Linked DNA regions of Homo sapiens: region 1 is linked to region 2. The links are chromatin loops, found by intact Hi-C in ENCODE. Cell type or tissue: ascending aorta. All regions are shown on one strand. Links, peaks and the distances in the headings refer to the core of each region. The heading gives the core; the rest is flanking DNA. Region 1 has its middle 99 kb from the start of PTCHD1. Region 2 holds the start of LOC124905276 (small nucleolar RNA U13).

Region 1 (15,828 bases), core at 2,863-10,862, 70 kb after region 2:
TAATTTTATTTCAGCTCGGATCTTTATTATTTATTTTCTTCTACTAATGTTGAGTTTGGTTTGCTCTTCCTTTTCTAGTTCTTTAAGATGCATGGTTAGCTTGTTCATGGTGAGTTTTTCCTCTTTTTGATGTAGTCACTTATAGCTATAAACTTCCCTATTAGTACTGCTTTTTCTGTATCCCATAGGTTTTGGTATGTTGTGATTCCATTATCATTTGTTTCCAAAATTTTTTTCAATTTTCTCTTTAATTTCTTCATTGACCCACTGGTCATTCAGGAGTTTATTGTTTAATTTCCACGCTTTGGTATAGTTTCTAAAATTACTCTTGTTAGTGATTTCTACTTTTATTCCATTGTGGCAGAGAAGATAGTTGATATGATCTCAGTTTTTAAAAATGATTTAAGACTTGTTTTTTGGCCTAACCTGTGGTCTATTTTTGAGAATAATCCATGTGCTGAGGAGAAGAATGTACATTCTGCAGCCATTGGATAAAATGTTCTGTAAATATCTATTTGGTCCATTTGGTCTACAGTTAAGTTTAAGTACGATGTTTCTTTCTAGATTTTCTGTCTGGATGATCTGTGTAATGCTGAAAGTGGGGTGTGGAAATCTGTGGCTATTATTGTATTGGGGTCTATCTCTTTCTTGAGCTCTAATAAGATTTGCTTTATGTGTCTGGGTTCTCCAGTATTGGATGCTTATATATTTGCAATTTTTACATCATCTTGCTGAATTGACCCCTTTATCATTATATAATGACATTTTTTATCTCTTTTTATAGTTTTTGTCTTGAAATCTATTTTTTTGCTCTTTTTTTTGGTTTTCATTTGCATGGAAAGTCTTTTCTCAACTCTTTATTTTCAGTTGATGTGTTTCTTTATAAGTTAAGTGTGCTTCTGATCGGCAACCAGTCACTGGGTCTTGTGTTTTTTTTTTTGTTTTTTTTTTTTAACCCATTCAACCACTGTATGTCTTTTGATTGGATAGTTAATTCAGTGAATTTATTGTTAAGTAAGGACTTACTCCTGCCATTTTGCTATTTGCCTTCTGGTTATTGTTTGGTTTTCTCTTCCTTCTTTTCTTCTTTCCTATCTTCCTTTTAGTGAAGGTGATTTTCTCTGGCGGTGTGTTTTAAAGTCTTGCTTTTTTTGTGTGTGTATCGGTTGCATTTTTTTTTGATTTGAGGTTATCATGAAACTTGCAAATAATATGTTATAACCCATTATTTTAAAGTGATGACAACTTAACACTGATTGCATTAAAAAATAATCTAACAAACAAACAAGCAAAAACAATGTTAAAAACTCTATACTTTAACTTCATCTCTCTGCTTTTAAATTTTTTTGCTTCTATTTATATCTCATTGTGCTATGTCTTGAAAAGTTCTTGTATTATTTTTGATCGGTTCATCTTTTATTCTTTCTACTTAAGTTATAAGTAGTTTACACACCACAATTACAGTGTTATACTATCCTGTGTTTTCTGGGTACTTGAAATTACCAGTGAATTTTGCACCTTCAGCTGATTTCTTATTGCTCATTATTGTCCTTTTCTTTGAGATTGAAGAACTTTCTTTAGCACTTCTTGTAGGATAGGTCTGTTGTTGATGCCATCCCTCAGCTTTTGTTTGGGAAAGTCTTTATTTCTCCTTCATGTTTGAAGGATATTTTTGCTGGATATACTATTCTAGGGTAAAAAAATTTTTCCCTCAGTACTTTGTCTGCTGTCAGACGCATTGGAGCTCCATTGTATGTTATTTGTTTCTTTTCTTTTGCTTCTGTTTGGATTCTTTCTTTATTCTTGACCTTTGGTAATTTGATTATTAAATACCTTCATGCAGTCCTCTTTGGGTTAAATCTGCTTTGTGTTCTATAACCTTCTTATATTTGAATACTGATATTTTTCTGTAGGTTTCAGAATTTCTCTGTTATTATCCCTTTGAATAAACCTTCTGTCCCTATCTCTCTCTGCACCTCTTGTTTAAGGCCAATAACTCTTAGATTTTCCCTTTCAAGACTATTTTCTTGATCTGGTAGGTATGTTTCATTCCTTTTTATTCTTTTTTCTTTTTTGCATCTGATTATGTATTTTCAAATAGCCTGTCTTCAAGCTCACTAATTCTTTCTTGTGCTTGATTAATTCTGCTGGTGAAAGACTCTGATGCATTCTTCAGTATGTCAAATGCACATTCAGATTGCATTTAAGTAGATTTTCTGCTTAATTCTTTTTTAATATTATTTCAATGCGTTTAAAAATTTATCTGATATGATTCTCAATTCCTTCTTTGTGTTTGTTAACTTGTATTTAATTGAGCTTCCTCAAAACAGCTATTTGAATACGCTGTCTGAAGAGTCACATGTTTCTGTCTTTCCAGAATTGGTCCCTGGTACTTTATTTAGTTCATTTGGCAAAGTCATGCTTTCCTGGATGGTTTTGATGCTTGTAGAAGTTCATTGGTATCTGGGTATTGAAGAATTACATTATTTATTGTAGTGCTTGTTGTTTGGGCTCGTTTGTATCCATCCTTCTTGGCTTTCCAGGTATTTGAAAGGACTTTGTTGTTTGTATCAGGCCATTCTTGCATTGCTCTAAAGAAATACCTGAGACTGGATAATTTGTAAATAAAAGAAGTTTAATTGGCTTATTGTTCTTTAGGCTTTACAAGAATCTTCTTGGCTTCTGGTGAAGCCCCAAGGAGGTCACAATCATGGTGGAAGGTGAAGGAGGAATAGATACATCACATGGCCAAATCAAGAGCAAGTGAGAGAGAGTTGGGGGGAGGTGCTACACACCTTTTGTTTTTTGAGACGGAGTCTTGCTCTGTTGCCCAGGCTGGAGTGCAGTGGCGTGATCTTGGCTCACTGCAAGCTCTGCCTCCTGGGTTCATGCCATTCTCCTGCCTCAGCCTCCCCAGTAGCTGGGATTACAGGCATGTGCCACCACGCGTGGCTAATTTTTTTTTTTTTTTTGTATTTTTAGTAGAGACAGGGTTTCACCGTGTTAGCCAGGATGGTCTCAATCTTCTGACCTCGTGATCCGCCTGCCTTGGCTTCTCAAAGTGCTGGGATTACAGGCATGAGCCACCGCACTTGGCCACTACACACTTTTAAATGATCAGATCTCATGTGAACTCGGATCGAGAGCTTACTTATCACCAAGGAGATGGCCCAAGCCATTCATGAGGGTGTCAGGCCTCTGAGCCCAAGCTAAGCCATCATATCCCCTGTGACCTGCAAGTAGACATCCAAATGGCCTGAAGCAACTGAAGCTCCAGAAAAGAAGTGAAAATAGCCTTAACTGATGACAATCCACCATTGTGATTTGTTTCTGCCCCACCCTAACTGATCAATGTACTTTGTAATCTCTCCCACCCTTAAGAAGGTTCTTTGTAATTCTCCCCACCCTTGAGAATGTACTTTGTGAGATCCACCCCCTGCCCCCAAAACTTTGCTCCTAACTCCACCGCCTATCCCAAAACCTATAAGAACTAATGATAATCCACCACCCTTTGCTGACTCCTTTTTTGGACTCAGCCTGCCTGCACCCAGGTGAAATAAACAGCTTTGTTGCTCACATAAAGCCTGTTTGGTCTCTTCACACAGACACGTGAGACAGAGGGATCTGGCCCCATGACCCAAACACCTCCCACCAAGCCCCCACCTTCAACATTGGAGATTACATTTCAACATGAGATTTGGGCAGAGAGAAACATCCAAACTATATCATTCTGCCCCTGCCCCTGCCAAATCTCATATCCTCACATTGCAAAATACAATCACGCCTTCCCAATAGTCCCCCAAAGTCTTAAGTCATTCCAGCATGAACTCAAAAGTCCCAAGTCCAAAGTCTCATCTGAGATAAGGCAAGCCCCTTTCACCTGTAAAATCAAAAGAAGTTATTTATTTCCAAGATACAATGAGGGGGCATAGGCATTGGGTAAACATTCCCATTCCAAAAGGGAGAAAGAGGCCAAAAGAAAGGGGCTACAGGCTCTATGAAAGTTTGAAACCCAACAGGGTAGTCATTAACTCTTAAAGCTCCAAAATAATCTTCTTTGACTCCATGTCCAACATCCAGGGCACACTGGTGCAAGGAGTAGGTTCCCAAGGCCTTGGACAGCTCCACTCCTGTGGCTTTGCTAGATACAGCCCCCATGGCTGCTCTCACACATTGAGTGACTGTGGCTTTTCCCAGTGCAGGGTGCAAGCTCCCAGTGGATCTACCATTCTGGGATCTGAAGGATGGTGGCCCCCTTCTTACAGCACCACTAGGCAATGCCCCAGTAGGGACTCTGTATGGGGGCTCCAATCTCATATTTCTCCTTGGCATTTCCCTAGTAGAGGTTCTCTGAAGAGGCTCTGCGCTTGTAGCAGTCCTCTGTCTGGGCACCCAGGCTTTTCCATTTATCCTCTGAAATCTAGGTGGAGGGTGCCAAGTGTTCTTCATTCTTGCATTCTGCATGCCTACAGGCTAAACACCATGTGGAAATCAGCAAGGCTTATGGCTTACATTCTCCAAAGTGGCAGCCTGAGCTGTACCTGGTCCCCTTTGAGCCAAGGCTGGAGTTAGAATGGCGGGATGCAAGTAGCAGACTCCCAAGGCTGAACAAAGGTAGCAGGGCCTTGGGCCTGCCCCAAGAAGCCATTCTTCCTTTCCAGGCCCCTGGGGCTGTGGGGGGGGAGGTTGCCACAAAGTCTTGGAAATGCCTTCCTGGCCTTTTCCCCATTGTTTTAGATAAGAGTACTTAACTCCTTTTTAGCTATGCAAAATTTTCTAGCAAGTGGTTGCTCTGAAGCCTGCTTGAATTTCTCTCCCCAGAAAGCTTCTTCTTTGTTTGCCACACAGCTAGGCACCCAAATTTTCAAACTTTTATTCTCTGCTTCCCTTTTAAATATAAATTCCAATTTTAAGTCCTTTCTTTGTCTGAGCGTAGGCTATTAGGAGCAGCCACCCTACTTTATGAACACTGTTGCTTGGAAATTTCTTCTGCCACATACCCTAGGTCACCACTCTCAAGCTCAAACATCCACATATCCCAAGGGCATGAACAGAATGCACACAAATTCTTTTCTAAGGCATAAGGTGTGACTTGTTCCAGTTCCCAATTAGTTCTTCTATCTGACACCTTGTTTGCCTGGATTTCACAGTCCATATCACTATCAGCATTTTGGTCAGAACCATTTAACCCAGCTTTAGGAAGTTGCAAACTTTCCCTCATCTTCCTGTCTTTTTCTGAGCCCTCCAAAGTTTCCAGCCTCTGCCTATTACCCAGTTCCAAAGTTGCTTCCACATTTTAGGTATCTTTATAGCAATGGCCAACTGCTTGGTAGCAATTCCTTGTATTAGTCATTGCATTGCTATAAAGAAATACCTGAGTCTGAGTAATGTACAAACAGGTTCATTTTTATTTATTTATTTATTTAGAGACAGGTTCTTATTATGTTGCCCAGGCTGGTCTCGAATTCCTGGGCTCAAGTGATCCTCCCACCTTGGCCTTCCAAAGTGCTGGGATTAAAGGCATGAGCCACTATGCCTGGCCAGCAAAAAGGTTTAATTGGCTCATGGTTCAGCAGGCTTTACAGGAAACATGGTGCTGGCATCTGCTCAGCTTCTTGTGAAGACTTAGGGAGCTTTCAATCATGGTAGAAGGTGAAGGAGGAATAGGTACATCAAATGGTTAAAGCAGGAGCAAGGGAGAGAGAGTTGGGGGGAGGTGCCACACACTTTTTAACAATCAGATCTCATGTGAAGTCAGAGTGAGAGCTCACTTATCACCAAGGAGATGGCCCAAGCCATTCATGAGGGATCTGGCCCCATGATCCAAACACCTCCCATCAAGCCTCAACTCCAACACTGGGGATTACATTTCAACATGAGATTTAGGCAGGGAGAAATATCCAAACTATATCAGTGTTGTAATCTAAGTTTTTGGTCTCTACACCTGTATCTGCATTAGGGGGCACCCCAAGCCCAGTAATGCTATGGCTTGTATAGACTTGGAGAGGTACTGCCTTGATCGGCTTGGATAAGATCTAGAAGAAATCTCTGGATTACCAGGCAGAGTTATTCCTAAACAGTCTCTTTCTCTGTGCTGAGCTGCCTGGAGTTGGGACAGTGGTGATAGACGCACTCCTGTGGTCACCACCACTGGGACTGTACTGAGGCCATATCTGAAGCTAGCTCGGTACTGGATCTTGTCTAAGATCTACTGTAACCACTGCCTGGCTACTGCCTATGTTTCCTCAACATCCTAAGGTTCTACAGTCAGCAAGTGGCAAAGCCAGCCAGGCTCGTGTCCTTCCATTCAGTGTTGCAAGTTCTCCCTAGCCCCAGACAGGCCCACAGATGCCATCTGGGAGCCAGGGCCTGGAATCAGAAACCTCAGGAATCTATCTATGGCTCTGTTCTTCTGTATCTGAGCTGGCACTTAAGCCACAAGACAAAGTCCTTCTCACTCTTCTCTCCTCTTTGCACAAGTAGAATCATCTCTTCCTATGGTTACCACTGCCCCAGGGCCACTGCAAGTACTGTGTAGCTACTGCTAATGTTTACTCAAGGCCCAAGTGCTTTTTAGTCAGCTTTTGGTGAATGCTGTCAGGCCTGGGACTCTCCCTTCAGGACAGTGGGTTCCCCTCTGGCCCAGGGCAAATGCAGAAATGTTGTCTAAGAGTCAAGGCCTGGAATCAGGGACCCCCAGAGTCCACTTGGTACTCTACCCCACGGCAACTGAGCTGGTACCCAACCTGCAAAGCAAAGGCCCCTTTACTTTTCCCTTTCATTTTCTCAAGCAGAAGAAGTTTCTTTGCTTAGCCACCACAGCTATGAAAGTGCTGGGTTATCCCTGAAGCCAGCATGTCTGAGTCTTATCCCAGGCCCATGGTGAATACTACAATGGCTCTTTAGTCAGCAGGCGATTAATCCTGCCAGGACTGCGTCCCTTCCTTCAAGGCAGTGGTTTTCCTTCTGGCCATGGGTGTGTGTAGAAATATCATCCCGGAGCTAGGGCTTAGAATGGGTGTATTGGAACTCTTCCCAATATCTTATCTTACTGTGGCTGAGCTGGTGTCCAAGGTTCAAGACAAAGTCCTCTTTATTCTTCCTTCTCCTCTCTTTGAGAAGGAGAAGGAAAGAGTTTTTCCCAGAGCTGTGAGCTGTGCTGCCTGGGGTTGAGGGAAGGGTGACACAAGCACTCCCTTGGCTGCCCTGGCTGATGTCTCAAGTCCACTGGCTGCAAGCCCAGCACTGCAGCAGGACTTGGCCAAGACTTGCAGTCCTTTGTGGCTTGGATTGCTTCTCAACTTTATTTAGTACCCCAGAGCATTTTAGTTGGAGCACTGAACTGCTGCTTGCCAGAACTCAGGTTTTGACCACTGGGATGGATATTTCTCCTCTGGCTAGGCCTCGCATAAATGCTCCCTCTGTGGATGCTGGCTGAATTCTGCCCTGCGTTGCTTTCCATGGTGACAGAGCAGCCCTGAGTTTCAATGCAAAGTCCCACAGTCATGTGCTCTCCCTCCTGCAAGTGCACAGATTCTCTCTTAATACCACAATGCCACTGCTAGGGGATGGGGGAGTGGTGGCATCGAGTGGTGGCAATTCAAGACTGCCTTTCCTACCCTCTTCAGTGCCTGTTTCTGTTTTATGAAATTAAAGCCAGGTACCTTGATTGCTTACCTGATTTTTGGTTCTTATGAAGGTGCTTTTTTTCTTACAAAGGTGTGGATAGTTGTTCTATTTGGTGTTCCTGTAGGGAGGATGATCATTGAAGGCTTCTGTTCAACCATCTTGCTCCTCCTTGAGTCCCAAATCTTATTAGTCTTGAGGTGTGGGTAGATGGTGTATTCTAGGACTAACAGGTCAGTGATGACCATTTAGCATGGCTAGTGTATAGCAGGCATGGAAGGAGGTGGTGTAAGTTGAGGTTGAATAGGCAGGCCAGACAGACTATAAAGTTTTGATTTTATAGGCAATGGTACATCACTCAAAGGTTTTTGCACAGAAGAGGTGTGATGGGCATGTAACTGGGAGGGAGCTAGGAGAAGACCCAGGAGTGAGTCAGCCATGGTGGGTCAATTCGAGTTTATTGCAGTAATATGGATGAGGCATCATACAGACCTAAACAAAGGCTAGGGTGGAGGGATAAGAAAGAGAGTGTATCACAATTCATGAGGCATTTCCAGTGGTTCACTGGAGCTAGCTTGTACTAGCTTGTGAGAGCTGATTCTTTACTTGTCTTCCAAATTTCATGATCAGTGTTTTCATATTAGTAGCTTAAAATTGTCTATTGTGTGAACATTTACGCTATGGAAATTGGCAAACATTGCAAATAAAGACTTTAGTTCCTTTTTCTGGAAAGCCATTTTACTAGCATACCACTATATTTAACCTCTGTTTATAGGTCATTCCACTTCGAAAGCCTTACCTTATTGCTAAACCTGGATAACGTTCATCTTTTGTGTGCCCTCATAGCATTCTACTCCTTCCACATTGTAATACTCAACACTCTATATTTTGTTTTATAAAAAATACTTTAAATTTTTATTTTAGATTCAAGGGGTACATGTGCAGGTTTGTTACATGGGTATGTTGTCTGATGTTGAGGTTTGGCACAGCAGCCTATTGCTGCCACCACTGGTGCCTGAAGACTGGCCTACCTGGCATCCTACTACCCAGCAAAACTTCACTATAGCCTCCACTAATAAGAGCACACTAAGCCCCTGAGGAAACATAATACCTGATAGGTAGTTTTTCAACCCTTATCCCCTCCCTCCCTCCCCCAGTCTGGAATTTTCAGTGCTTATGATTCCCATCTTTGTGTCCATGTGTACCCAATGCTTAGCTCCCACTCACTTATAATGAGAACATGCAGTATTTGGTTTTCTTTTCCTACATTAATTTACTTTGAGTAATGGCCTCCAGTTGCATCCATGTTGCTGCAAAAGACGTGATTTTATTCTTTTTTTATGGTTGTATAGTATATCATGTTGTGTATGTACCACATTTTCTTTATCCAGTTCACCATTGATGGGCACCTGGGTTGCTTCCATGTCTTTGCTATTGTGAATACTATTGTAATAAACATATGAGTGCAGGTGTCTTTTTGGTAGAATGATTTATTTTTCTCTGGGTATATACCAAGTAGTAGGACTGCTGTGTCAAATGGTAATTCCTTTTTTTTGTTGTTGTTGTTCTTTAAGAAATCTCCAAACTACTTTCCACAGGGGCTGAACTAATTTGCATTCCCACCAACAGTGTATAAGTGCTCCCTTTTCTCCTAAACCTTGCCAACATCTGTTGTTTTTTTACTTTTCTTCTTTTTGTTTTTTCTGAGACGGAGTCTTATTCTGTCACCCAGACTGGAGTGCAGTGGTGCGATCTCGGCTCACTGCAACCTTCGCCTCCTGGGTTCAAGCGATTCTCCTGCCTCAGCCTCCTGAGTAGCTGGGACAACAGGTGGATGCCTTTACACCTGGCTAATTTTGGTATTTTTAATAGGGACCGGATTTCACCATGTTGGCCAGGCTGGTCTCGAACTCCTGACCTCAAATGATCTGCCCGCCTCGGCCTCCCAAAGTGCTGGGATTACAGGCGTGAGCCCCATGCCCAGCCTTTTTTACTTTTTAATAACAGCCATTGTGACTGGTGTGAGATGGTATTTCATTGTGGTTTTGATTTCCATTTCTCTGACGATTAGTGATTTTGAATGTCTAAGTCAATGTGTAGAAGAGTTTTTCCTAGGTTTTCTTCTAGGATTTTTATAGTTTGAGCACTCTGTTTTGATAACCTGTTTGCTTATTTGCATGTTATGCTGAATTGTAAGCTTTGTGATGGCAACAACACGTCTACCATGTTAACGATATCGCTGTGCTTATTACATAAATAATTGTTCAAAAATATTTAGTGATTGTCTGAATGGATAATGTTTTATCCCAATAGTTCGTGTGGCCGATATTCATCTACGGCAATTCCAGAAATAGTGTATTTATGTGATCCATACTTTTTCTTCTTTAGGATCATTTGCATATTGAAATTACATTGCAATTATCAGAAAAGCCACACATACCCTCAGCTCTTGAAGGAGAACAGGAAGAATAGAATATTTCTCTGATTATAACATAAAGGAAATGTTTTAAGAGATAAATTATTTAATTTTTCTTCTATGTAGATATGAAGAATGTAGTTTTCTTTACATATTAAGTATAGCATGAGAAAGAAGAAATTTTTGAATATCTCAGCCTGTGTTTTAGAAAAGTACCTCTTCATTCCTTTGAATTGAATAAAACATAAAAGTTATTAGGAAAAACTGAGACTTTCTCTAACTTTTTCATGTTGTTGACATTACACCTGTCAACATAGATTACTTCCTGTTAGATTTCCTGTTATACTTCCATGCATATATAAAAATATATATAAAGTATAGCCATTAAAATAATGTTTGTGAGAAATTTATAACATAGTTGTGCTCGTTATCTACTGCTATATAACAAATGACCCCAAAGTGTAGTAGCCTAAAACAATGCACATTTATTACTGAACCCAATTTCTGTGGGCTAGAAACCTGAGAGCAACTTAGCTGGGTGGTTCAGGCTCAGGGTCTCTCTTGAAGTTGAAGTAAAGATGTTGGCCTATGTTATAGTCATCTAAAAGCCTGAATGGGGTTGAAGTACATACTTCCAACATAGCTCACTTGCATGCCTAGCAAGTTAGTGCTGGTTGTTGTCAGGAGACTTCCACTTAGCTGCTTGAGTGTTCTCATGTCATGGCAGCTGATTTCCTCCAGAGCCATTGGTGTGAAAGAATAAGCCAAAAAGCCAATATGCTTTTTATGAACTAGTCTCGGAAGTCATATATTCTAGTATTGCCATATTCTATTCTTTGGAAGCAAGTCACTAAATATAGGAATAAGGGTGATTAGGTTCTACCCTTTGAATGGAAGAGTATAAAAGAATTTATGGACATATTTTAAAATCACCATGATGGTAAAATGCTATGTTGTAATGCTTAGTTAAAAAAAAAAAAAAAGTCAAACTCAAAATTATTTATGTAGATTTTTAGAGCCTAACCTCCAAAGGTCTCTGTGTTGTCATGGGGTTAGAGTTGAAACTGCTGCTGCTGCTGCTGCTGCTGCCTCGCCAAGAAGGGAGAGTGGAGACCAGGCATTTTACTGCACTTTGAGGACAAATCCCAGTGCTGCTGCAGGCTACTATGGGAATGAAGTGTGAGAAAACTGCACATCACACAGCTACCTCCCTACATTGAAACCACTGAAAGTGGCCTCATCCTACATGGTGGCAGGCCTGCAGCACAGCCACCACTGCCCACACCTGAGCATTTTGCCAGTGGCCTGGGGTCACCTCACCCTTGCCTATCAGAGACAGCACCTGAACACACTACCAGGCGGCCAGCTCTGCCAGCCCAGTTCGTGTCTTCCCATCCCCCTCCCCTGAGTTATTGAGCATACTGTGTAGGAGCCTGGAAATTGTTCAGCCCAGTCCACCATCATTGGTACCTAACACTCCTCCTGGAATCTGAGGTCAGGCTGACACAACCTACCAATACTACCACAGCTGGCACCCACCTACACACACCACCAGTGGCCATAACTAATATGTTATGGACACCCAACTTGTCATAGCCACCACCAGGACTAGCATGGACTGCTTGGGTTTCAGTAGGTTGCTCCACCATTGCTACTGCCATCACCCATATCATATTCGCTGCCCAAGGACCTGGGAACCTATCCACATGCCAGACTTACCACTGGCCACTACCAGATTGAAAAAAGCCATCTGAAAGCCCAAGAATTGAATCATCTAGGCCCCCTAACATTGGTACCAGTGTAAGTCATGTTGGAGGCCAAAGACAGGCACACTCGGCCTACTGCTGCCACCGCTGGTGCCCAAACACTGGCCCTCCTGGCATCCTACTCCCTAGTAAAACTTCACCATAGCCTCCACTAATAAGAACACACTAAGCCACTGAAGAAATCACAGATACCATTGACAATGTTTACAGCTGAATAAATCATACGGAAATCACACTACTGCATGCACCCAAAATAAAAGCCAAAATGCCCTACCTAACCAACAACATATATAGATCTTCAGAAAAAAGTCTTCCTCTATGAAAGCAATCTAAAAAAACAGGAAGAAGTGACTATTACAACAGATGCACAGATATAAATCTAAGTACACAGAAAACATGAAAAAGCAAGGACATATGACACTTCCCAAGGAAGACAATAATTCTCCAGCAACAGATCTCAATCAAAAAGAAATTCATAAAATCCCCAGATAAAGAATTTTAAGGGAGGTGGAGCCAAGATGGCCGAATAGGAACAGCTCCAGTCTACAGCTCCCCGCGTGAGCGATGCAGCAGACGGGTGATTTCTGCATTTCCAATGGAGGCACCGGGTTCATCTCACTGGGGAGTGCCTGACAGTGGGTGCAGGACAGTGGGTGCAGTGCACCGTGTGTTAGCCGAAGTAGGGCGAGGCATCGCCTCACCCGGGAAGCACAAGGGGTCAGGGAATTCCCTTTCCTAGTCAAATAAAGGGGTGACAGACGGCACCTGGTAAATCGGGTCACTCCCACCCTAATACTGCGCTCTTCCAACGGGCTAAACAAATGGCACATGAGGAGATGATATCCCACACCTGGCTTGGAGGTCCTACGCCAACGGAGCCTCGCTCATTGCTAGCACAGCAGTCTGAGATCAAACTGCTAGGCGGCAGCGAGGCTGGGGGATGGGTGCCTGCCATTGCTCAGGCTTGAGTAGGTAAACAAAGTGGCCAGGAAGCTCGAACTGGCTGGAGCCCACCACAGCTTAAGGAGGCCTGCCTGCCTCTGTAGACTCCACCTCTGGGGGCAGGGCACATACAAACAAAAGACAGCAATAACCTTAAATTAAGACAGACTTAAATGTCCCTGTCTGACAGCTTTGAAGAGAGTAGTGGTTCTCCCAGCATGCAGCTTGAGATCTGAGAACGGGCAGACTGCCTCCTCAAGTGGGTCCCTGACTCCCGAGTAGCCTAAATGGGAGGCATCCCCCAGTAGGGGCAGACTGACACCTCACACAGCCGGGTACCCCTCTGAGACAAAACTTCCAGAGGAATGATCAGGCAGCAGCATTTGTGGTTCACCAATATCCGCTGTTCTGCAGCCACTGCTGCTGATACCCAGGCAAACAGGGTCTGGAGTGGACCTCCAGTAAACTCCAACAGACCTGCAGGTGAGGGTCCTGACTGTTAGAAGGAAAACTAACAGAAAGGACATCCACACCAAAAACCCATCTGTACGTCACCAGCATCAAAGACCAAAGGCAGATAAAACCACAAACATTGGGAAAAAACGGAGCAGAAAAAACGGAAACTCTAAAAATCAGAGCACCTCTCATCCTCCAAAGCAACACATCTCCTCACCAGCAACAGAACAAAGCTGGATGGAGAATGACTTTGACGAGATGAGAGAGGAAGGCTTCAGAAGATCAAACTACTCCGAGCTAAAGGAGGAAGTTCGAACTAATGGCAAAGAAGTTAAAAACTTTGAAAAAAAATTAGACAAATGGCTAACTAGAATAACCAATGCAGAGAAGTCCTTAAAGGACCTGATGGAACTGAAAACCATGGCACAAGAACTACGTGATGAATGCACAAGCCTCATTAACCGATGTGATCAAATGGAAGAAAGGGTATCAGCGATGGAAGACGAAATGAATGAAATGAAGCATGAAGGGACGTTTAGAGAAAAAAGAATAAGAAGAAATGAACAAAGCCTCCAAGAAGTATGGGACTATGTGAAAAGACCAAATCAACGTCTAATTGGTGTACCTGAAAGTGTCGGGGAGAATGGAACCAAGTTGGAAAACACTCTGCAGGATATTATCCAGGAGAACTTCCCCAATCTAGCAAGGCAGGCCAACATTCAAATTCAGGATATACAGAGAATGCCACAAAGATACTCCTCGAGAAGAGCAGCTCTAAGACACATAATTGTCAGATTCACCAAAGTTGAAATGAAGGAAAAAATGTTATGGGCAGCCAGAGAGAAAGGTCAGGTTACCCACAAAGGGAAGCCCATCAGACTATCAGCGGATCTCTCGGCAGAAACTCTACAAGCCAGAAGAGAGTGGGGACCAATATTCAACATTCGTAAAGACAAGAATTTTCAACCCAGAATTTCATCTCCAGCCAAACTAAGCTTCATGAGTGAAGGAGAAATAAAATCCTTTACAGACAAGCAAATGCTGAGAGATTTTGTCACCACCAGGCCTGCCCTAAAAGAGCTCCTGAAGGAAGAACTAAACATGGAAAGGAAAAACCGGTACCAGCCACTGCAAAAACATACCAAATGGTAAAGACCATCAAAGCTAGGAAGAAATAGCATCAACTAATGAGCAAAATAACCAGCTAACATCATAATGACAGGATCAAATTCACACATAACAATACTAACCTTAAATGTAAATGGGTTAAATGCTCCAATTAAAAGGCACAGACTCTCATATTGGATAAAGAGTCAAGACACATCAGTGTGCTGTATTCAGGAAACCCATTTCACGTGCAGAGACACACATAGGCTCAAAATAAAGGGATGGAGGAAGATCTACCAAGCAAATGGAAAACAAATAAAGGCACGGGTTGCAATCCTCATCTTGGATAAAACAGAGTTTAAACCAGCAAAGATCAAAAGAGACAAAGAAGGCCATTACATAATGGTAAAGGGATCAATTCAACAAGAAGAACTAACTATCCTAAATATATATGCACCCAATACAGGAGCACGCAGATTCATAAAGCAAGTCCTTAGTGACCTACAAAGAGACTTAGACTCCAACACAATAATAATGGGAGACTTTTAACACCCCAGTGTCAACATTAGACAGATCAACAAGACAGAAAGTTAACAAGGATATCCAGGAATTGAACTCAGCTCTGCACCAAGCAGACCTAATAGACATCTACAGAACTCTCCACCCCAAATCAACAGTATATACATTCTTTTCAGCACCACACCATACCTATTCCAAAATTGACCACATCGTTAGAAGTAAAGCCCTCCTCAGCAAATGTAAAAGAATAGAAATTTTAACAAACTGTCTATGAGACCACAGTGCAATCAAACTAGAACTCAGGATTAAGAAACTCACTCAAAACCACTCAACTACATGGAAATGGGACAACCTGCTCCTGAATGACTACTGGGTACCTAACGAAATGAAGGCAGAAATAAAGATGTTCTTTGAAACCAATGAGAACAAAGACACAACATTCCAGAATCTCTGGTACACATTCAAAGCAGTGTTTAGAGGGAAATTTATAGCACTAAATACCCACAAGAGAAAGCAGGAAAGATCTAAAATTGACACCCTAACATCACAATTAAAAGAACTAGGGAAGCAAGAGCAAACACATTCAAAAGCTAGCAGAAGGCAAGAAATAACTAAGATCAGAGCACAACTGAAGGAAATAGAGACACAAAAACCCCTTCAAAAAATCAATGAATCCAGGAGCTGGTTTTTTGAAAAGATCAACAAAATTGATAGACCGCTAGCAAGACTAATAAAGAAGAAAAGAGAGAAGAATCAAATAGACGCAATAAAAAATGACAAAGGGGATATCACCACCGATCCCACAGAAATAGAAACTACCATCAGAGAATACTATAAACACCTCTACACAAATAAACTAGAAAATCTAGAAGAAATGGATAAATTCTTCGACACATACACTCTCCCAAGACTAAACCAGGAAGAAGTTGAATCTCTGAATAGACCAATGGGAAGCTCTGAAATTGAGGCAATAAGTAATAGCTTAGCAACCAAAAA
Region 2 (15,828 bases), core at 4,095-12,094:
ACTGAATGGCTGAATCTCAGGAGCATAGGAACAAAGAATGGGTGAATCCCTCAGATTCAGACCTCTATTTGCCTTAGGCATTTGGGAATTATGCATTCAAGCAACACTCTCTTTTTCTCAAATTTTATCTGGTGTGTGAGCAGGTGGGTGAAAGCCTGGTAGGTGTCCCGGGCTCGAAAATGCTGTGAAGAATTCTAACAGCTCCTGCCTGAACCTTCTGACAGTGAAGCTGATTTGCACCTGAGCCTGCAGTTTTGTGACTGTGAGCCATATTATGTATGTGCTTATTTAATTGCCCTCTTTGCACACGGCTCCTTTCTGTACTTTTGAATTTGATCTGTTCCCTGCAGAACAGACTTGACTATTTTTAACTGGTTGGCATTCAACACACTGTTGTTTCCCTTTAAATTTGTTGGTGGGGTAAATTAATTTAGAAAAGCTGTGGAGATAAACATTTAAAGGAGGCTTGTTCAGGACATGCTAGACTCGATTCACCGTCTTTCCATGCTGCTGTTAATGCAAATAAATTGCTTTTAGTCACATTCCTGAGTTTGCCTCTCTCATGTCAGGATATTGTTCAGTATAGATGATGCAAAATGGAGAATTTTTCCATTATTTGTTCAGAGGAGTGACAGAAAGATACATGTTCACAGCAAAGAATAAGTTGAATTTAAAGAATGTATTAAGAATAAAATGGCCTGGAACTGTGATCGAGAAAAGGAAAACATTCACTAGATGGGCAGACTGTATACTCATAGTAGTATAATTAATTTACTAGTCATTCATATTATCTCTGATTGATTAATCATGAAAAGGGACTTAACAGAATAATTCAGAGTGCTCTATTTATAGGACAAAGAAAGGGGACAAATTTGCCAATTAAAGTGTTGCTTTAAATATTAGTGTTTCTTCTCAAAGATTTCTTTTTCAAGGAGGAGATGTTTGAGACCAAGAACCTAAATAAAATAAATATGAAATGGTGCTTCATGCTATCACGCTCCTGGGTGGTTGGTGTATCTGCTTCAAATTAAGGATTTGGTGTCATGGAAACAGCTTGTTCATTTGGAAAGCTGCTGCCACTCTGTGGGAAGGCAAAGGACCAGTATGTGCAAGTGTGTATGTGTTTAACATTCCCTATCAGCCCTCAGCAAAACAAATACCCATTCCTGCCAGAAAGTATAGAATTACATGGGAGGGTTAGACTTTTACTTTTGGCATCAGAGTTTTAGAACAGAGCACATCAGTCATCTGGAGAATAACGTTAGAATGAAGATTCTGATTCTATGGATTTGGAGTGAGGGCTGAGATTCTGTATTTCTTAGGAGCTCCCAGATGATGCCTATGCTGTTTGTCTAGAGATCATATTTGGAAAACCACTGCTCTAAAGTTGTTAACAATTTGGCTGAACATTAGAATCACCTTCCTCTTTGGCTAGTGTGAATTAATGTTTGGTCAACATTTTAAAAGAGTTTTAGTTTAAATCACTGCTTTTTCTGCTTTCTATGTCAATTTTAACTTTTGTCAAGAGCTAAGATACCTTGGCAAATAAAAGAAGGTAAAAACTGCACATGTTTAGTATACTGCTCTAAATTGGGCATTGCTTGTAGACTACCAAATTACACTAAAGTGTGAAGACCTGGAGGGAAAACAGTTCGCAGTCTCCTGCTCTTATGTGGAACCAAGAAGCCTTATAGGAGATTAATCTGCTAAGAGCTGTGACTCTTTGGCACCATATCCGATTGAGAGTGCCCACTGTAGTGGGTTGAATAGTGCCCTACAGAATATCACATCCACCCAGAGTTTCAGAATGTGACCTTATTTGAAACTAGAATCTTTGCAGTTGTAACTAGTTAAGATGAGGTCATACTAGATTAGTGTGGGCCCTAAATCCAATGACTGGTGTCTTCATATGGGGAGTGGACACACAGACACAGAAGGAAGAAGGCCATATACAATGAGGGCAGAGGTTTGAGTGATGGTGCTATATCTCAAGCTTTTCTAAGGATTGCAAGATACACTAGAAGCTAATAAGTGGTAAGGAAGAATTCTTCTCTGGAACCTTCATAGGAAGGCTGGTCCTACTGATCCCTTGGCTTTAGGCTTCTGGACTTTAGAACTGTAAGAGAATACATTTCTGTTGTTTCAAGCCACCAAGTTCGTAATACTTTGTCATGGTAGTCCTAAAAAACTAATATACCCACCATAACATACTGAGCTGCACTGAAATCTGGTCTCATCAAGGTTGAATAAAATATGCTTCTCTTTCCTTGGGATGGACAAATATTTTACTTCCTAAGGGAAGTGCGTAATTTTTATTCTATGAAGCCATAAATTTAAATCCCTGAATAAATTCAGGGACCATCTATTATCCTGTGATTATGAATAGCTGGTGTTTAAGTACATGCTTCCAATCACAGCTCTGAAATAATAATGAAGTAGTGGATCTTTCATTCAGTTTTCTTCAGCATCCTTAGGTTATACTTGAGGAGCTCTGTAGTAGTTGTGAAACTGATTTCCTGTGTATATTAGTCCATTCTTGCATTGCTATAAAGAAATACCTGAGACTGGGTAATTTATAAGGAAAGGAAGTTTAACGGGCTCACAGTTCTGCAGGCTATACGGGAGGCATAGTGGCTTCTGCTTCTGGGGAGGCCTCAGGAAACTTACAATCATGGCGGAAGGTAAAGGGGAAACAGGCACATCTTACATGACTGAATTAGGAGCAGAATACAATCATGCCTTCCCAGCAGTCCCCCCAAAGTCTTACCTTATTTCATCATTAACTCAAAAGTCCAAAGTCCAAAATCTCATCTGAGACAAGGCAAGTCCCTTCCACCTATGAGGCTGTAAAATCAAAAGCAAGTTAGTTACTTCCAAGATACAACGGGATTATAGGCATTGGGTAAATACTTCCATTCCAAAAGGGAGAAATTGGCCAAAAGAAAAGGGCTCCAGTCCCCATGCAAGTCTAAAACCCAGCAGGGCAGTCATTAAATCTTAAAGCTCCAAAATAAAATTCTTTGACTCCATGTCTCGCATCCAGGGCACACTGGTGTGAGGGGTGGGCTCCCAAGGTCTTGGGCAGCTCCACCTCTGTGGTTTTTCAGGCTTCAGCCTCTGCAGCTGCTCACACAGGCTGACGTTGAGTGCCTGTAGCCTTTCCAGGTGCAGGGTACAAGCTGCTGGTTGATATACCTTTCTTGGGTCTGGAGGACAATGGCCCTCTTCTCACAGCCCCGCTAGGGAATGCCCCAGTGGGGACTCTGTGTGGGGTCTCCAACCTCCCATTTCCCGTCTGCACTACCCTGGTAGATGTTCTTCATGAGGGCTGTGCCCCTGCAGCAGGCCTCTGCCTCAACATCCAGGCTTTTCCATACATCCTCTGAAATCTAGGCAGAGGCTGCCAACCCTCAACTCTTGTGCTCTATGCACCTGCAGGCTTAACACTACTTGGAAGCCTCCAAGGCTTATGGCTTACACCCTCTGGAGCAGTGCCCTGAGCTGTAGCTGGGCCCCTTTGAGCCATGGGTGGAGGTGGAGCAGCTGGGATGTAGGGAGCAGTGTCTGGAGGCTGCCTGGCACAGTGGGGCCCTGGGCCTGTTCCAGGAAACCATTCTTCCCTCTTAGGCTTCTGGGTCTGTGATGGGAGGGCCGCCTTAAAGATCTCTGAAATGCCTTCAAGGCCTTTTCCCCATTGTCTTGGCTATCAGCACTTTGCCTTCCTTTTAGTTATGCAAATTTCAGCAGCCAGCTTGAATTCCTCCCCTGAAAATGGGTTTTTCTTTTCTACCACATGGCCAGGCTGCACATTTTCCAAACTTTTATGCTCTCCTTCCCTTTTAAATATAAGTTCCAGTTTCAGGTCATTTCTTTGCTCATGCATATGAGCATAGGCTGTTAGAAGCAGACAGACTACTTCCTGAACACTTTGCTGCTTAAAAATTTCTTCTGCCAGATACCCTAAATCATCACTCTCAAGTTCAAAGTTCCACAGATCCCTAGAGCTGGGGCACAATGCCTCCAAGTTCTTTGCTAAAGAATAACAAAAGTGATCTTTACTCCAGTTCCCAATAAGTTCTTCATCTTCGTCTGAGACCTCATCAGCCTGGCCATCTCTGTCCATATCGTTATTAGCATTTTGACCACAACTATTCAATAAGTTTCTAGGAAGTTCCAAATTTTCCCTCATCTTCCTATCTTCTTCTGTGCCTCCAAACTCTTCCAATTTCTCCCCATTATCCAGTTCCAAAGCTGCTTTCACATTTTCAGGTATCTTTATATCGATGCCCCACTCCTTGGTACCAATTTTCTATATTAGTCCATTCTTGCATTGCTATAAAGAAATACCTGAGACTGGGTTATTTGTAAAGAAAAGAGGTTTAATTGGCTCATGATTCTGCAGGTTGTACAGGAAGCATAGCAGCTTCTGCTTCTGAGGAGGCCTCATGAAACTTATAATCATGGCAGGAGGCAAACGGGAAGCAGGCACATCTTACATGGCCAGAGTAGGAGCAAGAGAGGGGGAAGGTGCCACATACTTTTAAACAACCAGATCTCGTGAGAATTCATTATTGCTATGATAGCACCAAGGGGGATGGTGTTAAATCATGAGAAACTGCCCCCATGATCCACTCACCTCCAACCAGGCCCCATCTTCAGCATTGGGGATTACATTTCAACATGAGATTGGGGTGAGGACACAGATTTAAACCATATCAGTGTGATTCACCATAACTCTGTAGATGCTTATTGGATCAAGGTAAAGTGTTTGATTTCCTGGTAAAACAGTTAACTTTGTGTTAGTCCTTGGCCATAGACTGCTCATTTAACCCTGGCTAGAGTCCTTGAAAATGTTGATCAGAATTGAAATTGAGTAAAGATGTCTGGATCAAGTTCAACATTCTTACTGACAAAATATTTCAAGGACAGAGCCTTCTAAAAAGTGAGTCAATAGGTGTCTACTTCTTGTGCAAAGGACAGGATGCTGCTGCTGCTGATGTGAATGATGGTTAACGTAATAGGTATTTTTGGGTCAGCAGTTTCACCCTTCATCAGCATTAATTCATAGTTTGGAAAATGGAATTGTGTTCCAGGTTTGATCTCAATCTGTGCTAGATTTGTAGGCACAATTGAGATGGCTTTGAAATGTATTAAGTTAATTATTAATGCAGCTGCTTTGATTTTGAGGATGAAATTAATTTCATGGATTTTTATCATTGTCTCAGATATAGCTTTGGGAGTTCTGGGGAGATATTGAAAATATTGCTTTATAAATAAGTCTTAGAATCCTACGTCAAACCTGACAAATTTGATCAGGGTTTTGTGGCAATTCCTAGTCAGGTGTAAGCAACTTAACCTACAGGGTACTTGTGTCAGTGCATATTTGCTATTGTGATTTACATTCTAATAGAGGTTATGAAAAAAGATCTTGGGAGTTATTGTCTTTACGGCAAGATACCGTGCTCTCAAGAAAATAGTTTAGTAAAAGGCTTTCTGGAGTGCAATGTTAAAACAGGCCCACTCTGTACAGTAAATATTAATTGGTAAAATATCTCAGTAGAGATGGGGGCAAGGAAATGAGATTCATGCTTTTGCAGGGTTTGAATAATGATTTTATTACCCTAAGATGAAAGAAAGAAGTGGATTTGTCTTAAAGCATTTGAGATTTGAGAGAAAAATTTTAAAAATGCTGTATCATAAGGCAGCATTTCAGTTTCTCAGAGGTTAAATCAACTTTGTAGTAGGTTTAGTTAACTACAGAGGAATTTGGAGATCCCTTTATAGTTCCCGAGCATGACGATTGGGTGTTCACATGCATGTGTGAGATGTACCACCCTCGCATCTTGTTAGACGTTGGCACATTACCCGTCTGACCTGACAAAAAAATAAAGAGGAATTTGGCAGAATACTAGTTGATTACATTAAGAAGATGACTATCACTCCGGCTGCCCATTCTGTCTTATTTGGTATCATTGATTACAGGGATGGGTGCTTCCTTAAACATCTTTCCTATTTCTTATTTTCCTTCCATCAGAAAAAAGTCCCAGGAAAGTTGCAGAGAGACCCTGAGGTACTATTGTTGCAGAACTTTCTCCTTAGTTCAGCTCACACCGGGCTCTTGTCACATGACCAGGAAACATTAGGCTCGCAGACACATAGAAGGGTGAGGAAAATGGAATTTATTGGGCAAAAAGGAAGAAGGAAAAATAATGCTCAGCAAAGTGAGAGTCCTGCTAGCAGGTTTCCTTCCTCACAGATTGAATCCCAGGTCACCACCCAGGAACAGGAGAGGCCAGGCTCCTTCCCCCTGCAGATGGCACGAACTTCCTGAGACTCCACCAATCTTCCCAGTGAGCAGGTGGGCATTATTCAGAAGGAATCAGCTGGGAAAGGGCAGGCTTCATCCGGGACCAGCAGTCCAGTTTTTCAGCCTTCAGGCTGTTTTAGGCTTGAAGGTGGGGTTTCACCAGGGACTCTTGGCTGTCTCCTGTCTATCACTATGAGCGGATGGCTTTTATTTGTCCTGTTTGTTTTCTTTATTAGAAGGAAGAAAGGCTTAACATGTTAGGATACTCACAGAAGAGTATTTCAGTGCTCTACATATGCCTGCCTAGGAAGAGGATTAAAGTTAATGTTCACTTGAGTGCCCATCAAGTGCCAGGTTTGGTGCTGTAAGTGCACATCTCCCAGCGGCCCTCCAATGTATGGATTATGATTGCAACTTCATTTTTAGGATACTGAGACTCAGAGAAATGATGTAATTTGCCCAAGATCACACAGCAATTAAATCGGATTTAGTCAGTCTGACTCTAAAACCCAAGTTCTTTTCATTGCACCACATTACCTTTCAAAAAGTAAAATACATCAAGTGTTAAGTTCCATCTCCATGTTTCCCAGGCACTTTGACCTTCTGGGAGATGGTGGTTAAAAGGTCAGGCCTGGAGCCAGTTTGCCTGAGTTCAGACTTCACACCTGCTCATAGCTGTGTGGCCCTGGGAATGTTGCATGCCCTCTCTGTGCCTCATTTCTTCATCTGTGTCATAGGAGCCAGGAGAAAACTCCCCCTTGGCCCCGTGAGGGCTTGCTGAAAAATCCGCTGACAAAAGGCAGATTAATAAGAGAAAAGGCAGAGAAATGTATTCACGTGCATTGAGGGAAAATCACAGAATGATTACTCCAACCCTCTAATGGGGTACAGAGGCTTATATATCATCTTGAGGCTACAGAAAGATTGTGATCTCAGAGCACGGCCAAAATAAGTTATGGTGGAAATCAGGTTACAGTGGCAAGACAGGTTATGGGAGGGGGAGAAGAGGAGGCTTAGCTAACAAAGGGAGTTTTGTTATGTAGAAGAAACCTCACTGGTAGCAGTCCTCAGAGAGCTAGTGAATGTTTCTTTCAGGCCCTGAAAGGTGTCAGACTCTCAGTTCATCTTTTGAACAAGGGAGGGCTTCAGAGACAGCCTGGCTGCATCCATGCAGATTTTCTCTACAGATACATATCTTCCCCACAAAAGAAAGCTTTTTAGCTATTCTTGTATTTCCAGCCGTTCTGATTAGCCATATTGAAGTATGTCAAGGAAATATATTTTAGAGTGAAATATTTTGGTTTCCTTCAGTATAAAGGGTAGTAATATTAGCTTCTACCCAACAGGGTTGCGGTAAATCCAGAATGAGCAGCTAGAGCAGTGCCTGACATATGGTGGAGACCAAGTTAGTATTTATCATTGAGCTTTGTGATGACACTATTTTATCAGCGGAGGAACTAACTAATTTGCCTGGAGTGGCACAGCTAGAATGGAGAAGCGCAGCTGAAATAGAGTTTGAACCCAGCCTGATAATGTACCCAGGGTTCTTTTCATTACATCTCAAGGAAAATTAGCAGGAGTCACTGAGAATTAGGGAGGACACAATGTACTCTTCTGAGTCCCTGAAATGTTTGTGTTGGCTTCTCAGAGAGAAAAAAAACATAACAACCGTTCTCTGGGATATGAAAAATCCAATGTCCATAACCAGAGGGCTCTGATTTCCAGTTTCAGCTCAAGAAGCCAGTCATTAAGAAGGCCCTCACAGCTTCCTCACTCAGTGTTTTCCCTTAGAATCCTGACCCACTGTAGCCTGCACCCTTTTTCCCTCCCCCCAGGACTCCCCACCTCCAGGGCTGGCATGATCCCTAGAATTACTGTGGAGGTAGCAAAGAACTGATGATCAGCATGAAGTGGCTGTGATTTGGGTCTCCTTGCAGAGCTAAGCCTCACATTGGTTGCTGTAGTCCAAGCTTTGGGGAAGACGGCCATAGTACTGTGTGCTAAGCCACTTCTGCCTATTGTTTTTTTTTTTTTTTTTCTTGAGAAGGGGTCTTGCTGTGTTGCCCAGGCTGGAGTGCAGTGGCACCATATCAGCTCTCTGCAACCTCTGCCTCCTGAGTTCGAGAGATTTTTGTGCCTCAGCCTCCGAAGTAGCCGGGATTATAGATGTGCACCACCATGCCCGGCTAATTTTTGTAGTTTTAGTAGAGACGGGGAGCAAGAGTCCCAATGCACTTTGGGGTGAGATGTGTGAAGTGTCGCAAGTAGCATGAGGGAGACAGATGGGAAAACTGCTGGCGGGTTTTAACTAGGGCTGCTCTTGGCTGGCTGGGCCTGGAAAACTTACTCAGGCCAGCAGGAACTCTTAGCAGCTGCTGTTTGCCTAGAGCTGGGCTATGATTAGAATGTGTCACCACCTGCTCTACCGGTCACTGACTCACCTGGCATTGTGCCGACTGCTGGATCAGAAGGAGAAATCCTTGGTTTTCCTTGGTTACTAAGCCACAGCTGGGGACTGTGGTCGGCTTCAGAAAATTTCTGACATCCCAACTCTATTATTTTAACTTAAACAATACACAAGACAAAAAACCAGTACGAGACAGTTTCCATATACCTATTTGATTAATTTGCCAGTTACTTATTCATTATTAGTTAACAAAAGCTATAAGCATTTTTTATCTGAGGTTTCATAGCTTTCGTTTCAGATGGTAGTAATATAAAGATGAGTAAGACTTGGTACTAGCCCTTGGGGAGGGGGTCATGGTCTGACACAATACTACACTGTAACATAGGAATCCAGAATAAGAAGAACAGAAAGTCAAAAGCCCATATTATTTTGGTAGTTTATACTTCTCCAAGTTATAAAAAGAAGTCACAACTCAAGCCATATCATGACTAGTGCTTCTATACGTGTTATTTATCTCATTTGAAAACAGCTTTTTAACTGTCCTAAACTCCTCACCACTCCTCCCTCCAATTTGTAAGCTCTTTCTTCAAAACCTGACTGCAACCTCACCCTGAGATATCTTCTTAGTTATGCCCCATTTGATTCTGATTCCTACATATTTCTACACATAGGACTTTTATTCCTACTTACAGGATTCCTTGGTATTTATGGTGGGCTGTTCATTTATCCTGAATGTATTTGTATTTGGGGGTATATAAAGATGTGTATTTTCATGTAAATTTTATTGAAGTAAATTTTATTTTATAACATGTAAATTTTATTTTATAACATGCATATGGAAGAGGAAACATATTATAAGTGTGCAGCTCAATTAATTTTCACAAAGTGGACATATCCATGTAACCCGGACCCAGATTAAGAAACAGACCATTCCCGGCATCCAAGAAACTCCCCTTGTGCTCCCTTCCAGTCACTACTCCCTTGAAGGTAATCACTCACCTGACATCTAATAGCATAGATTAGTTTTGCCTGGTTTTATACTTGACATAAATGGAATCATATGGTCTTTACTCTCTTGTTTATCATTTCTTTCTGTCAACATTCACCTAATACCATCTTAACTCTACTGAAACTCAGCCTTGTTTGAGAAATTATTCATGTTATTATGTGTATTTGTAGTTTTTTCACTTCCATAATTGTATACCTTTTCGTTAAATGAATATACCACAATAACTTTTTCACTTTATTGTAGAAGGCCATTTGCGTTGTTTCCAGTTTTTGACTCTTGTGAATAATGCTGCTATTAATATTCTTGTAAATATCTTTTGAAGAACATATATGTACATTACTGTTGAGTACATACCTAGAAGAATTCCTGGGCTATAGGGTATATGTATGTTCATTCAGTTTTAGTAGACACTGACAGTTTTTCAAAGTGATTATACAAATTTACATTCCCATCAACATTTTATGATAATTGTAATTGCTGTAAATCCTTACTAACACTTAATCTTGTCTTTTTCATTTAGTTATTCGAGTGAGCATTTTGTGAATACATACACATATATGCATACATGCATATTTGTGAATATGTTAATATATATTTGAAAATCATACATGTATTTGCAAATCATATTACTGATTGCATGTCTGTGTTTCCAATGCAATTATGAGCTCTCTGAGGGCAGGGTCTATCTTTTTTAATTGTTTTGTACATTCTTATTCCATAGTACAATGCTCTATACCAAATTCATAGTCAATAGGCTGTTGCTAACTGACTATATAACCCAAAATGGTGAAGAATTAGGCTGGTGATACAGAATAAAATAAATATGGGTCATTTCTCATTGTTTTTATAGCTTTTAAATTTCAGAAGTGCTCAAGGTCCTGTAACCTTAAGAAAACTCCTCCATCGTGCATGGTGGCTCATGCCTGTAATCCCAGCACTTTGGGAGGCTGAGGCAGGAGGATCACTTGAGCCCAGGAGTTTGAGGCCAGCCTGGGCAACATGGCAAAACCCTGGCTCTACAAAAAATACAAAAATTAACCGGATGTGGTGGTGCACGTCTGTAGTGCTAGCTACTCTGAAGGCTGAGGTGGGAGGATTGCTTGAGCCCAGGAGGTAAGGAGGTCAAGGCCGCAGTGAGCTGAGATCGTGTCACTGCACTCCAGCCTGGGCAACAGAATGAGACCTTGTCTGAAAACAAACAAAAACTCCTCAACACAGTTAAGATAAACAATAATGAAAGACCTATTTGCTCTAAGGGAGAGGCAGAATACTTCTAACATGTTAAGTAGTGCTGTTTCTTGGTAGAGTTGTGAGGTCACCCATGTTTATTGATACTGTTTTCAGATTCCCTGCATCTTTTTAAAAACTGTGTTCTTCCTTTTCTCTCATGTTCTCATGTTCCTGGTGTAGGAGTCAAGAGGAACTCTTGGCCCTCTTAAGGCTTGCTAAAACATCAGTTACATGAGGCAATTGGTTAATAGGAGAAAAGGCATATAAATTTATTTAACGAGTATACACAGGAGCCTTCAGAATGAAGACCCAAAGATACAGGGGAAATTGTCTATTTTTATGTTTAGGTTCAACAAAATACGGACAGCCATGTAGAAATATGATTGGAGGAAAGGGGTATGATATAATGCTAATACACTGCTTGGGGAAACCCATCAAGGCCTGTCTGTCTAGATTTTTCTTGGCCTCTCTGAGCATCCATTCCTTCCTTCTGGGTGTGGGGCGGGACCCAATAGATCAGATGATTTTTTTATAGCCAGTTTTTATATGTAAAGGTAGAGGGGAACTTAGAGAAATATTTTTTAGGTTTTATAACTAGCTTTAGGGAGGAGTTCTGGTTTCTGTGACTTGCCTTGGGAAAGAGAGATTTTAGTTTCTATGGCTAGCCCTGGGAGAGAATGTGATTGAGAGATAGGAGGGCAGGGAAAGGTCAGAGAAAAATTTTTGCTTCTGAGACTGATTCTGAGGCCTTTATTTTTGGGTATTGTTTTCTGAAGCTCAACATCCCCCAGTATGAAACTTCCTCGAGAAGTTTCTCAATCAGAAGTTGGGTTGGTGGATTGTCTTTTAAGCCATTTGAGTAAGTCTCTAAGTCCTGATAATAGGCTGGTTCAGTTGAATAGTTAATATTTATGCTTGTATCTCATTTTAGGCATTGATGTTATAGATGGACTTTCGCCAAAGTCTGGCTTCTATATTATTTGACAATCAGATAAGAGGCATTTCCATGGAAACAAAATAAAAATAAAGATTAATGGCTAGAATAAACTGTAAACTCAGTTTTTGAGTCCAGAGGGCAGCCAGTTGAGAAGATTTTTAGATGTTGGGCTGGAAGCATCTTTAGATGAAGTGAGAGCAGATAGTGGCAATCTGATAATTTTTCTGGTTTGTAGTTTATATCAGATGTTTTAGTGAACTTTTTGAGTAGTCTATACATCAACAAACATGAAGATTGCTTTTTTTGTTGTTTAGACTAAAGGTACCTTTTAAAGTTAAGACTCGGTTAACCTTATGACTTAACCAAGGATGCATGAAGCGTCTATAAAAGGTACAAAGCAGTCCTCATAAGATCTAGAACTATCCCAAAGACGGCTTAAAGAAAGAAAAGTTGGCCAGGTGCGGTGGCTGGGATTACGCCTGTAATCCCAGCACTTTGGGAGGCCGAGGCGGGTGAATCATTTGAGGTCAGGGGTTCAAGACCATCCTGGCCAACATGGTGAAATCCCATCTCTACTAAAAATTCAAAAAAATTAGCTGGGCATGGTGGTGGGCCCCTGTAATCCCAGTTACTGGGAGGCTGAGGCAGAAGAATCGCTTGAACCCAGGAGGCGGAGGTTGCAGTGAGCCGAGATCATGCCACTGCACTCCAGCCTGGGTGATAGAACGAGACTCCGTCTCCGAAAAAAAAAAAAGAAAAAAAGAAAAGTTTTCTTAATAACAAATGAAGTATATATAATCCACATTTTTGTTTGGCCATATTTTTTAGGGTCTCGGTTTTATAGCTGACCGTGTATACATAAAGGCCCAAAAATCCAGATGTCGTCTCAAAAAGAGGAAGACAGGGACGGGCACGGTGGCTCACGCCTGTAATCCCAGCACTTTGGGAGGCCGAGGCGGGCGGATCACGAGGTCAGGAGATCGATACTATCCTGGCTAACACGGTGAAACCCCATCCACTAAAAATACAAAAATAAAATAAAATAAAAATTAGCCGGGCGCGTTGGCGGGCGCCTGTAGTCCCAACTACTTGGGAGGCGGAGGCAGGAGAATGGCATGAACCCGGGAGGCGGAGCTTGCAATGAGCCGAGATAGCGCCACTGCACTCCGGCCTGGGCGAAAGAGCGAGACTCCTTCTCAAAAAAAAAAAAAAAAAAAAAAAAAAAAAGAGGAAGACAGGAAATCAAAAGCTATCTGTACAAGGGAAAATGACTTATAACAAATGGGTACCCCCAAAACGTTAAAAGTCACACAAATATTAAATGAATCGGATTTTTTGAGCAGGAGTGAAACCCAGGCAATGGCAGTAAAAGTGTGGAATTTTGTCTATTAGAGCACAAGGCAGCATGGCTTCTGTTGTTATTCCCTCGGGGGATTTTTCATAAAGGATTTTTAACTTTGTTTTAGGTTAGCTTTTTGTTTTTGATTTTTAATTTAGTTAAGAGAATTTTTAAGGCTAGTCATGATACTATTATGTATCTTTTTAAAAAACTGACCTTGTCATAAATACAAGTTAATTGTTTAGAATGAGAGATCTCTAAATTTTTTTTAATTAAGAATTTTAGTCAAATTTAAAGGATTTCTCTTTTGGCCATTGACAACTAGAATTTTTAATGGTGTAGTTTGTTTTAATAGCAACTCTATTTAAAAGTCTCTTATGTAAAGTTTGGGATGTCATTTTAAGGCATAGAAGGAATAATTTTAAAGTTCTCTCTCAAAATAATGTACTCTCAGGAATAGGCTGAGATAGCAAATGACTCTTGTCACAGACAGTTAAGGGTGGTGTTTGCCTCTGATAACCCACAGATTTGTGTGGGGGGACTGCCAGTCACAGGTCCCTTAATCTGTGACACTGGGTAGGCCCTCCTGGGATTGGACTTTTTTAGTATTAACTAGGCAATAAGGGTTGAGAAGACAAAAGCTCCTTATGGATGGGACATTGTATGACAAACCCTCCTGAGGGCTTGGCACATTTGGAACAAAAAAAATCTTGTGTTCCCAGCCATTTTTAGACTGGTCACCTGATGTCACCCAAAAATCATGGCCCCATATGGTGAAGATCAAGAGAGTTCCCCCACTTGATCGCAAGTCAAATTCTCAAGGACATAAAACTAGAGAAGAAGGAACTTTATCTGGTACCCCTCTTTATGACAGAACAATACAGAAAGAAAAAGACAAAGGAAAAGACTATTTCTGGGAGGAAATGGATTAAACAATATGAATATTTATAACCAGAAAGTATCAAAAAGTACACCAGAGACTAGGCACTGGAACCCCAAGACTAGTCATAATGATTTTTTCCCATTAATTAAAATCTCACAGGAGACGAACAGTGATTTATATCATCTGTTCAACCAGATTGCACAGAGAAAGAGGTTGAGAGCCTGACTGGGAAGAGATTTTTACCCTATTACCAGCTGATCAAGTTCTGGATTTTTTTTACGGTGGCTTTCGGAAGAGCAGAGCAGCTTTGGTGACCCTGCACATAGCACCAAAACTGTGGGAGCTAAAGTCATTGCCCTCCTAAAAGTTCACTGAAAAATCACTGACATGAGGCAGATTAATAGGAGAAAAGGCATATAAATTTATGTAACATGTATATGTGGCAGCCTTCAGAATGAAGACCCAAAGGTAAAGGTAAAATTGCCCATTTTTCAGTTCAACAAGGTATGGACAGCCATGTCCAAATATGATTGGAGGGAAAGAGTATGACCTAATGATAAAAGATTGAATGGGGGAACCCATCAAGGTTTGTCTGTCTCGATTTTTCTTGATCTCTCAGGGCACGCATTCCTTCCTAAGGTAGTTCAGATAATTGTTAATAGCTAGTTTTTATATAAAGAGGAAAAGGAAAAATTAGAGTAATATTTTTAGGTTTATGACTAGCTTTGGAAAAAAGGGGTTCTGATTTCTGTAACTTGCCTTGGGTAAGAGAGATATTAGTTTCAATGGCTAGCCCTGGAGGCAAATAAGACTGAGAGACAGATGGGCAGGAAAAGGTCAGAGAAAAGCTTTTGCTTCTGAGACTGCTTCTGGGGCTTTCATTTTGAGGTATTGTTTTCTGAGTCCCAACACTGGTGAAAATTGTTTGGTTTAGGCTTTCAAACCTCAGGTCCAAACCTACTCTAATAAGAGTCTGGTATTATTTAGTAATATGCTTCAAAGGTTTGTATAGTCTCATACTGTCACAGAATGCTAATGTTGGATATATACCTTGAAATTTATCTAACTTCACGATTGTTGTCCTAAGCTCCACAAATGACCTTAAGAAGATATATCAACCCTTTAAAAATGAATGCAAAATTTCCTCAATACAACTTATCCAACTAGTAGCAGAGCCTAGGCCAGAACCTAGATCTCATTTCTGGATCATTGCTCTTTTTATAAAGTATATTTGGTATTTACTTAGGCCTAGACAAGAGCCTTTTTATTTTCCTAGGTCTATTCCTTAGACTGTTAGAGGTTTTCCATCTCTTTTCAGGCCTCTGGTCTGAATGACATTTTTGTGTTCATGGCTTTTCTTGGCAGGGACCATGGATACATTAAATGCTGCCACCCATCTTGGCTTAGATGAGTCCCTTCCCTCATCATGGAGACGCAATCATACCAAAAGACAACACTGAGAGGAATGAGGGGGAAAGTCCTTTCAGTGATCTGCAAATTATGTCAAAGCTTGTCATCTACTGGCCATTTTGCAAAAATGAACTTAGTATTAAACATAATGTATGATGGAAATGTAAATTTCCAAAATATGACATCTTCAACTGATAAAGACTGAAAAGTGAAGAGTGGGTTCCAAAGTGCTCCTTGAGTTTGTTTAATTAGCATCTTCCTGCTTGTGGAGATATGACAGTTAGGAATAGGATCCATGACCAGGTT

Evidence for each region. Peaks named below come from ENCODE experiments on the same cell type or tissue, not always from the same donor. Only the 100,000 strongest peaks of a DNase experiment are listed, where the experiment ranks them.
Region 1: a loop joins it to region 2, with 2.7 times the contacts of the local background. A loop is called at or near these places in 2 of 110 quality-filtered maps.

The regions. Positions count from the first base shown.
Region 1 is chrX:23,425,929-23,441,756 of GRCh38, reverse strand. No RefSeq gene overlaps it. Among named protein-coding and RNA genes, the nearest start is that of PTCHD1, 99 kb to the right of the region's middle. In ascending aorta, for the core only: no CTCF peak of the experiment used is centred there; a DNase peak (open chromatin) is centred at 7,216; H3K4me3 peaks cover 285 bases; H3K27ac peaks cover 2,027 bases.
Region 2 is chrX:23,497,258-23,513,085 of GRCh38, reverse strand. It overlaps LOC124905276 (small nucleolar RNA U13), which reads left to right and starts at 5,773; the gene lies at 5,773-5,875. RefSeq lists enhancers at 3,218-3,728, 4,240-4,751, 7,096-7,635 and a silencer at 3,500-3,794. In ascending aorta, for the core only: no CTCF peak of the experiment used is centred there; a DNase peak (open chromatin) is centred at 8,715; H3K27ac peaks cover 1,102 bases.